3 separate regions of the Homo sapiens genome follow, and regions 2 and 3 are each linked to region 1. A link is a contact called in ENCODE Hi-C or POLR2A ChIA-PET data. All regions are on one chromosome and are shown on one strand. The core of a region is the stretch at or near the end of the contact, and the rest is flanking DNA. Distances in the headings are between cores, read along the strand shown.

The links. Hi-C counts contacts between places; a loop is a spot of excess contacts on that map. ChIA-PET counts read pairs that join two places held with the same protein, here RNA polymerase II (POLR2A). Pooled maps may share reads with other maps.
Region 2: a map of B cell shows a loop between it and region 1 (20-fold over the local background). The contact joins two enhancer-like sites. A Hi-C loop is called at or near these places in 1 of 168 maps with a recorded cell type or tissue (B cell), 1 of 37 single-sample maps with no recorded cell type and 7 of 50 pooled maps.
Region 3: a loop to region 1 is called in a map with no recorded cell type, with 2.2 times the contacts of the local background. The contact joins the promoter of GAPT here to the enhancer-like site in region 1. A Hi-C loop is called at or near these places in 1 of 37 single-sample maps with no recorded cell type. POLR2A ChIA-PET finds 5 or more read pairs at or near these places in 1 of 52 experiments (RWPE1).

What each region holds. Positions count from the first base shown.
Region 1 is chr5:59,125,453-59,128,600 of GRCh38, reverse strand. The region is part of intron 5 of PDE4D (phosphodiesterase 4D); the gene reads left to right. Among named protein-coding and RNA genes, the nearest start is that of PDE4D-AS1, 87 kb to the right of the region's middle. RefSeq lists enhancers at 6-915, 916-1,826. Within about 2 kb of position 1,425, at least 20 of the 41 ENCODE cell types and tissues checked have a DNase peak (open chromatin) inside an H3K27ac peak, as active enhancers do.
Region 2 is chr5:59,789,102-59,792,249 of GRCh38, reverse strand. The region is part of intron 1 of PDE4D (phosphodiesterase 4D); the gene reads left to right. The region is part of intron 1 of LOC105378988 (a long non-coding RNA gene); the gene reads right to left. Among named protein-coding and RNA genes, the nearest start is that of MIR582, 87 kb to the right of the region's middle. Within about 2 kb of position 1,694, at least 6 of the 41 ENCODE cell types and tissues checked have a DNase peak (open chromatin) inside an H3K27ac peak, as active enhancers do.
Region 3 is chr5:58,489,924-58,493,071 of GRCh38, reverse strand. GAPT (GRB2 binding adaptor protein, transmembrane) reads right to left here and starts at 1,637. Exons shown (of 3, transcript NM_001304431.2): 1 at 1,531-1,637.

The DNA of each region.
Region 1 (3,148 bases), core at 176-2,675:
CTCTAAACATCTTAATTTGAACTGTAGACATTTCCCAAATGCTTTAGGGTAGATTTGGACCATAATACACTCCACTGTAAATGGAGAAAGTTCATCATCCCCATAATAATTGCCCCCAAACTGCTAGGTAGGAATGCATACTGGGTTTAGTATGTATTAACTCCCTTGTGAATTCAGCTTTTGAGAGCAGACCTCTTAACAAGTCATGAGTATTTAGAGTGAAATATTTAATTCTTAGTGATACTATTTTCCTATTCTGCTATTATTATTCAGCTATGATTATTTTCCTTCTCCTCCCAACCTCCTATTTCTTTTTCTTTATTAAAAAAAGGAGAGGAGGTGCATGCTGCCATCTGGGGTGAATATGGGCTTCACGTGGGGACCTGGGCGCTGGTTCTGATCCAGAGAGTGAGCTAGGAGCACTTACACAAGAGGGTCTTAGCCACTGTGTCGGGGGAATAGCCTTATATCAAAGACTGAAGCCTTTTAGTAAAACCTGAAGAATAATCAGAAGCAGCATTGACTAGTCTCTAACCTTGGTTGAGGGACACACACACACACACACACACACACACACACACACACGGCTCTGAAAGCTCAGACACGGAGGACACGCTGTGATCCACTTAGCCCTCTCTTCTCCTTCAGGGGGTCCTTGCAGGACAGAACGCTAAGGAACAAAGTCTTAACTGGCAAGCTGCCGGCAGAAGGAGACTGTCTGGTGGATTGCAGCGCTGATTAGGAACGGGGAGTCCTTTGCGTTTCAGAATCCGGTCCACATTTTGCTGAGAGCCCAGGCACTGTGAATAAGAGGAGCCTCTGAGGACTGGTTTCTGATGTCGCACTAGGCATGATAAGAATGCCATTGACGTCAGCAGAGTCATCATCAGGGAGAATGGCACCCCAGCTCTTGAAACCACACCAAGCAATTGCAGTGCTTTTGAAAATTAAAAGCCGGTGCTGGAGTGTGGGGGGTGAGGTGGGGGGTGGGGGGGTGGGGAGGGAAAGAAGCAAAGAGGGAAGTCGTGGCTCCAGCTGAACTCTTCTTTCTTCTATGCGTTTCCTGTATTTTAAAAAGGCAGGCTCACGGCCCTCCTGTGCACACGCCCGCTCACTCACACACACTGCTGCCTGGGCTCATTAACCTAAATTGGGGGAGGTGGGGGAAGAAGAAAGAGAGAAAGAAGGAAAAAAATTAATTCTGTTAACACTTCTGCATGCACATAAAACAAACTGTGCCACCCAGGTGCTGGACAGAGGCCCTGAGCCACATAAGCCTCTGAGAATCAAATTGCTGAGGTAAAACTGATATGCTTTAAATGTGTGTTGATGAAGAGATTACAAGGGAGGAATTAAACACTTCAAAGGAGCTACTACAAAGCAACAATCACTCTTCCCCCATCCCTCACACACGCACATTACTGTGGACGCTTGCATGTTTGTGTGTCTGCCTGAGAAAATGGCAAAGTTGGTTTAGGAAGGGAACACTGCAGGCATGTTGTGATTTCAGCTTTCACAGGCAGCTCCAAGAACATCACCTCCAGCTATAATTCAACGGTTACCTGGACTGGAAAATGTCTTGGAGGTTACGAAGTCTTTGAATTCTTTAGTGTAAATTGTCTCCGCTTTGAAATTCCACAATTGATCGAATCCTTTCATTCTCTTTCCCACTCCTAATTGTTCCACTCTAACTCTCCACCCACCGCCAGGAATATGAAAACAACATAGAGTAGAACTGATGATATCAGCTGTATAACACGCTTTATTTTACGGCATTAATGGGCAGCTTTCCAAGTCCATAAAAATCTTTTGCTGATCTGATTTTAATATCCATATTCTTCAGTTATACTAGAAAGAATGATTTCCGAGATGTGGAAATGTTAGCCGGGAAACAAAAGGACATAGGCACATAAAGCAAAATCTGGCAGGAAATGTGGGTTTAATAAATTGAATTATGTGAAACTCCTATTTCAAATGGACTGATACTAGAGGAGCAGCCCTCGAGAGATATGCACAGTAATGATTCTTCGTTTTCAAAGACCTGTTTCTTTTTGAAAAGGAAGAAGCCCTGAACAGCATTCCTTTCAAATACACAAAGGTAGCTAAAGTACAACCTTCTCCTCTTTCCTATTTGTTCTTTAAAAAATTGTAAAAATTATATTAAGTGTGCTTCTTGTGATAGAGTCAATAAAGGGAGAAGGAGTTTAGCAAAGCACATTTACTATATACTCTTAACCCGTCTTGCTTACTGTAATAATCGAAAGAAAGATGGCTAATTGTCTTGCAGGAATTTGGGTTATCCTCTGAAAGGATACAAGTAAATTTGTAACTTGGGTCGTATTGGCTATTTTTTGTTCTCTTTTGCTTTCATTTTTGTTTTGTCTGAGGTTTATAAATGGAACCCTTCTTTCCTTTCTTCCTTTTTTCCTTCCTTCCTTCTTCCCTTCCTTTTTTCCTTTCTTCCTTGCTTTCTCTCTCTCTCTCTCTCTCTCTTTTTTTTTTTTTACAATTGTACTTAAAAGAATAAAGGATTCTGAAAATCAGTTCCAGGATCCAATAAGGGCCTAGATTGTATATCACAGGATCAGAGCCCCTTGCTCTCAAATTTATGATTGTGAGGATGTATTATTGTATTTGGGGGATCAATAAGCAGAGCCAGAGCCTTCACACAAGGCTCCTTGTGCCCCCTCCCCCGCTCCATCCCATGAGGTTAAAAAGCACTGACTTTGACTTTAACACTGTGAACAAAATACAGAACAACTGTTTCAATTCCCTTCACTATTTCTGCTATGTGCCTAGATTAGATGTTTTCTGACCTGTCTCCCTAAGTTGTTCCTGTCACTTGTGTCTGTCATTCGCTCCCCCATCGCATCCTGCCCAACCCTCCCTGTCTATGATTCGAATTGCTCTCTGTCCAGATCATTTCCTGCAGTGAAAAACGAAGAAAGACTTTCTCCCTTCTTCCCACCTACACATTCCTTTTGTCCCCCAAGATATCCCTTCCTCTTGCCTGGAATCTTCCCAGGCCTTAATTGATTGATTTAGGCCCCCTTTGCACCAGGCACCCTAGCGGAAGCCCAGAAAGCCCCAAGAGTCTGGATGTGTTTTGGAGAGCAGGCTCAGGTTCACTGCACACTAATTTGCAGCA
Region 2 (3,148 bases), core at 445-2,944, 660 kb before region 1:
GCTTCCACATGAGTACAATGGGAATAATGCCTACCATCCTATTGCCCATCCTTAATTAATCTTAGTTCCGTTTCTGTGCCACGTTTCCTCCCCAGGGAAGCCCTTTATACCCTTACTACTCATGGATTTATCTCTTCTCTGAGCCCATAGAACTGAGTTCTGTTGTCACTGCTTTAGTAAAGTCACCATTTGCTTGTTTAAGGTCCCTCTTCTATTTTCACTTATTGTGTTTCGGAGCCACACATTGTATCCTATACTAGACTTTGAAAATACTTTAGTTGCAGTGCATTATTTTTGTGTAGTCAGAGTACCCAGGGCAGTTTCTCACACATTCTCTCGTTTTGTCTCATAACATCCCAGGAGCTGGATATAATCTGTGATTTATGAGGAGAGAAAGTGAGAGACAGAGGTGTAAGTGAGTTGCCTAAGGTCACTCAGAGAGTGAGTGGCAGAAGCAGCACTTGAATCAAGTCTTAGGATTCTAAGCCCGGGGCTGTCTGCTCCCTCCTAGACCTGTAACTTTAGAAGCAGGAATTTATTTCATATTGCTTATATTTCAGTATTTATTTTTAACCCTTACAGGGCCCGGTCTTGTGACTGACTGTAATTGAGAAGGTACTCTACAAATATTTTTGAAAGAATAAATAAAATGAATACTACAGACCATGTTAATAATGTCAAATAACTCTGGGAGTTTGAGGGATAATTCTGTCAATACGAGTTGAGGGTGTGCTTGGCCTCTCCATCATTTACCCTGCTTTTATGAGGGTTAGCAGCACAATGTCTTCATTCTAAAACACAGAATCATGAGGTTAAAGAAAGCATGCAATGCCATCAGCTGAGAAGAACCAGAATTCACAGTGCAGGTTCTCTAAAGTGGTTTTGTGTTGCTCTCAGCGCCGTGAACTCCCACCATTATATTCATAGCTTTTTAGCCTTTGGCTAAGATCAAGTAGAGTGTTTGTTCTCCTGGCTTTTAATAAGTAATGTGTTCTCCATCCAAGGACAACATATTTAGGCTGTACATGCATTACGAAGTATTAAGCTCCTGTAACAGTAAATTTCTCAACAGGAGATTTATGTGAATTCTCTTGGATGTTATTCTGTTGACATTAGGAACAATTAGGAATATAAAATGCCATGGCAGATTTTTCTGTGATGCTGGACGTACTGTCAGGACTCTGAGTCTGTGTACTCGGAAGTCTTCCTCAGACAGGGACAAGGCGCATTCTCTTTCTTAGGAAGAGAATTAACAGTGCACTCCCACCTCCCTGTGCTCACCACATGGGCACACATCCCAGGGCGAGGGTGGAGTGAGCTCAGAAGAACCCACGCTGAGCACAATGAAAGCAAAATTATTATCAGAGAAAGAAACAGATTGCAGCAACCTGGGTTTAACAGGACACATAGTAGTAGACAGGAAGTTTTTCGTGATCTATAACACATTTTCATATTAGGGTCATGTTAATTTCACAATGAATTGCATATTAGGCTCAATTAGAGAAACAATAAAGAAGGAAGACGGGATGACAGAAAGCATTGAAGAGGAGGAAGCAGAATGGAGGCAGAGGGTGGAATCAAAAATAAGGACAAAGAGAGGAAGGGGAAAGAGAAAGAAAATGAGAAGTAACGTCAGCAGCTCCGTAGGTTCTGAGGTGAGTTAGCTGGTCGTAGGTCAACAGCTTTAGTCACACATCCTGTTATTCACTTTGGGCATCAGAGCACATTTTCACTACCCTTTGAAATTTCCATACAGTCTACAGCGATTTTGTAGCAATCTTTCTTTACCGGGAAATTGCTTATCTGCTTTTCTTTTCAATCTTTGAGGTCAACTTATTAAAGGCTTTAGTTTCACATGAAGCCCGAAATATTTTGAAGGTAAGAAAAAAATGTGCCTTTGGTCTTAAATATTTCCACTTAAATCTTGATTCTGGGCTACTTTAATAATTCCAAAATAAGAGTGAGTGGCTTCTTTTTTCAATAACTGAAATACAACATTTAAAAACACTCATGTAATTATTTTGCTGTGTTCAGTTGTTTGAAAGTAGACAAGGTTTGATTTGACAGAGCTGTGTTTTAACCTGGGCTCTACATGTCACTAAACTACTGTCCCCTGTAAGCTCCTGTTTCCTCGTCTACAGATAGAGGTACTCCAGTAGCTCTCCAGGCTCTGTGTGTCTCTGTCACAGGTTTGGCATAAAGTAGACAGGAATGGTGTCAGTTCCTCCCTCCCCAAACTCTCTCCAATGACACTCCCACCAAGTGCAGAAACGTACAGAAAGAACTCTTCCTGCTTTTCAACTTCCATTGATCACACTGAAAGAAATATCACATTAGCTTATAAGGCTCAAAATTATCTTCAGTGCTATAGCTCTGTGTACTCTAAAATCAGAGCAACATAACTTTGGTTCTGGATGAAATCGAATCAGGACCTGACTCTACTCCTAGAAGAACGCTGACCCCAAACTCCTGTTTTGCAGAACCCTGAAGGAGCAAGTAAAGATGCCAGCCATTAAATATGAAGACCTTCAGAGACCTAGAACTAATGGAACTAAATCAAGGATTTCTATTTTATCTTAGATTAAAATGCCATTTATATGCATTCAGGGCATAGTTTTCACTCCCATGAGGAATAGATTCATACCTGTATAAAGCTGGGAATATAATGACTAATTAAATATACTGTATGACTTCAATATAGCCAAGAAAATTACAATCATTCCAAGTAATACTGTTTTTCCCCAGACACAAATCTGAGGATCTTGAATCTTAGCACTGGAAGGAATGTAGACATCACGCAGGCTCATCACTTCTCTGGCACAGAACTTGACTTGCCTTGAGCACATGTCTGGTAGCTTCTTCCTGGGAACATAGATGACATAACGCATATTGCCTTTCCAGGCAGCTTGATCTGTCATGAGACAGCTCTGGCCTTTTAGAAACCAGCCTTTATACTGAGCTGTGAGCCTGCTTCTCTGTATTGCACATTTTTTGTTCTTAATTCTGAACAAAAAGTTTTTGTGAATTTTCTTCCTGGAAATGGTCTTCACCACTTGAAACAACTGTCATGCCCATCTGAGCATATTTCTTAGGTGAGGCTTCCCAGTTTGGGAGACGCTTCTCTCATAAAATATTTCTGAATTCATCA
Region 3 (3,148 bases), core at 388-2,887, 640 kb after region 1:
AAGAAGTTAAGTAACTTCCTTACAACCAAAATGTGACTGAATGAGAATTCAGGTAAAAATTTCCCCAAAATATTATTTATCCAAATATCTGTAACATGCTACTAAGTGCATCAGTCAGAAAATTTGTATAGCTTGATTAGCTCTGAGGTTCTCGAAGGTTGGAAATCATATATTATTTACCTTTGTATTACCAACACCAGCATTAGACACAGAATGACTAATCTATTAGACATTTGTTAATGAATGAAGTAATCTCCTTATGGGATAATAATAGTAACAATGAGAAGAAAAATAGAAATTCACAAAGTGGTGCTCTGCTTTCAGTGAGTTTTCATGAAAAGTTTAATGGTAATGAACGTTCATAAATTTGTCCAAGGTTAGAATATATTAATATGCAAATATTTAATTTGACATTTCATAAAAGAAAATTAAATAAGATGTGCAGCTAATTTATACAATTTTTTGATAAAAATACAGGGACAAGCACCCCAGATGCAGAAACATTTTAATCTCCTTGGAATTTTTGGGAGTAATATTGAGGTTGAGAACTGTATGGTCCGCCACATAAGATTTACAATCTGCAGGGTCCCTCCTTTATAAGGCCAGCCGTGCTTGTGTTCAAGGACAAAAGTTTAGCCAAATGACTTTAATCATTAGGACCTCATTTCCTGTCTGAAACAGATGAGCACCAATTATCTGCAAGATATTTTATGGTATACATGGTTAATGATTTAAGAAGTTATTTGCCAGAATATTTGAAATAAATTTACAAAATACACTTTAAGTATTGATTGAAATTAATCAACTTTTTGAAAGATACTAGGCCTGCAACAGAAGTCACGGTGAGGGTTGAGGAAGGCTAACTATTGTCACTTCTGTAGCTGAGGATAAGGCAATAAATTACTCTCTTAATTTTTAAGAAGAAAAGGCATTTTTACCATCTATGTTATTCTATGTAGAGTAGAAATTCTGGTACATCCAAAATATTAAAATTGTTTGTCTAAGAGATATTTACCAAGATAAAGACAAGAAGACTTTTTACAGAAAAAGAAATGCATCATTTTCTTCGAAATAACATTAGAGGAAAAAACCTGTGAGACATGAACAAAGACCTACTATAATGAAAAACATATTTTAAACAATAACCATTCAAATATAGTTTAACACTTAAATAATGTTCACTTTGACCAGTTTGAAAGAAGACTCTGTTTTCATTTTGGAAAGCAGTTCCAACAGGTTACCTAACAATTTGACATTTTTCTTAAAATCGCAAATTGTTGAGAAACTTCAGGAATTTTCAAGTAAGAGAATGCCCTGCTGTTTGGAAACAAGGTAACAGCAAAGCATAATCATATTGTAAAGAAACATTAACATCACTCTCAGTTTGTAAATTGGGTTTCCCCCTTACAGCTACGTAAGGCATTTTTTTCTAAAAACTGTAGTAAGATAAAAATCATTGATTAATTAAAGACAAACTTGTTTCTTATAGTGTTTAATCATCCAAATACCTTAAATCAGGTTCTTACTTACCTCAAGATTGGTGTGTCAAGCTCTCTCTTTTGTTCTTTTGGTTATGTTTTAAACCTGCATTGGGTTAGAACTTGTTCCTCTTTTTCACTTTGGTGGGTTACTTCCTTCTTTCCCTCCTTCGTTCACGCTATTTAATACTTGCAAAGTTTCCTGGCTCTAGAGGAAGTCAGTATCAGATGCAGCAGAATTAAGATAAATGGCGTGAGGTTTTGAATAAGGAAGTCTGGCCCTTCATCTTTGTCAAGTAATAGTTTTTTAACTGTGTCAGAAAATAATACGTAAAGCCTACATGGTTTTTTATTTGGGCCATATTTGCAGTTCCCACTTTAATATCAATAAAAGTCACTTCACTTGTACTTTGATTTTTTAAAAAAAGAAATATTTTAATTGTAGTAACACATAGGTCTTGGGCTTTTATTATTATTATTATTATTTACTTGTGTTGCTAGACCAGTCCTCTCTTCAAATATTAATATTATGTACCAATGCTCCCAAGTTATAGCCATACAGGTCAAATCAGTGTCCCAATTTGGGTTTGGAAAATGTTAACGTTCTTTTAAATTTATAAATAGGAATTTCCTAAGGTATGTTTTGAGGCCCATTACCCCTGAGATATGCTAGCAGCTCTTCCATCAAGTAAATGTGGGGAATACTGCTTCCCTGGAGATTCATGGGTACATCAGCATGCTAAAGGCTCTCAGCAGTCTTACAGCCAGCAAACAAAATAAAACCAAATAAGAAAAAGAAATTGTTTAACTTTGCTTAATAATAGTAGTCAGTATGTTCCTAGCACTAAGTACTCCAAACCTTTTGTGTAATACTCAGCAAATCTTGGCAACAACCCTGTGAGGGAGAAAAACTGTTATTAGTCCTATTTTACAGAAGAGGAAACAGAAGCACACAGAATGATCACTTGCCCGACAGAGCCTGCAGTTTGCCCCCAGCACCTGTGTGCTAAACCACTGCACTGGCTGCCTTGCTAGATTGAGTAACATGTTTCCCACATAGATACGCTTACCAAGAGCATCTCTTGGAGTCCAACTCATGGGAACACACACAGTGGGAGATGCTGAATTAGACAAATTACAGATGAATTCGACAGATGAGATGACAAAGTAATGGAAAATTTGTCTTTTAAGTTGTCTTGGAACTTTTTGAACCACAGAGGATTAACTTTGCATAAGGTGGTTTTAAAAAAGAGGATTTAGTTACTGAAATAACTACTGGACATTGGAAGGACAGGACGTATTATTAACACTTGCTGAGCACTGACATTATGCCAGGCATTGTGCTAAGAGATGAGGATGCAAGAGTGAATAAGCTCCCTGCAGCACTTAAAGCCAAGTAGAGAGGCTGCTGCGCCCACAGAACATTTCAGATCAAAGTGATAATGCCTAAGAAAGACAGGATTATGGACAGGGACAGTGGAGGTAAAGGAAAGAGGCATCCAGCTCAGAGGGTGGTCAGGGAAGGCAAGACCTGAGCTAAGCCTCATAGAATAAGGTGTTAAGGCAGAATAGGGGTGTCCTGGACAAAAATCTTACAGTGAAGGAGGTTATGAAGTTGTGAAGCTATGAACTTGATGTGCTCCACATTCTCACCACTATATTTAACTTCA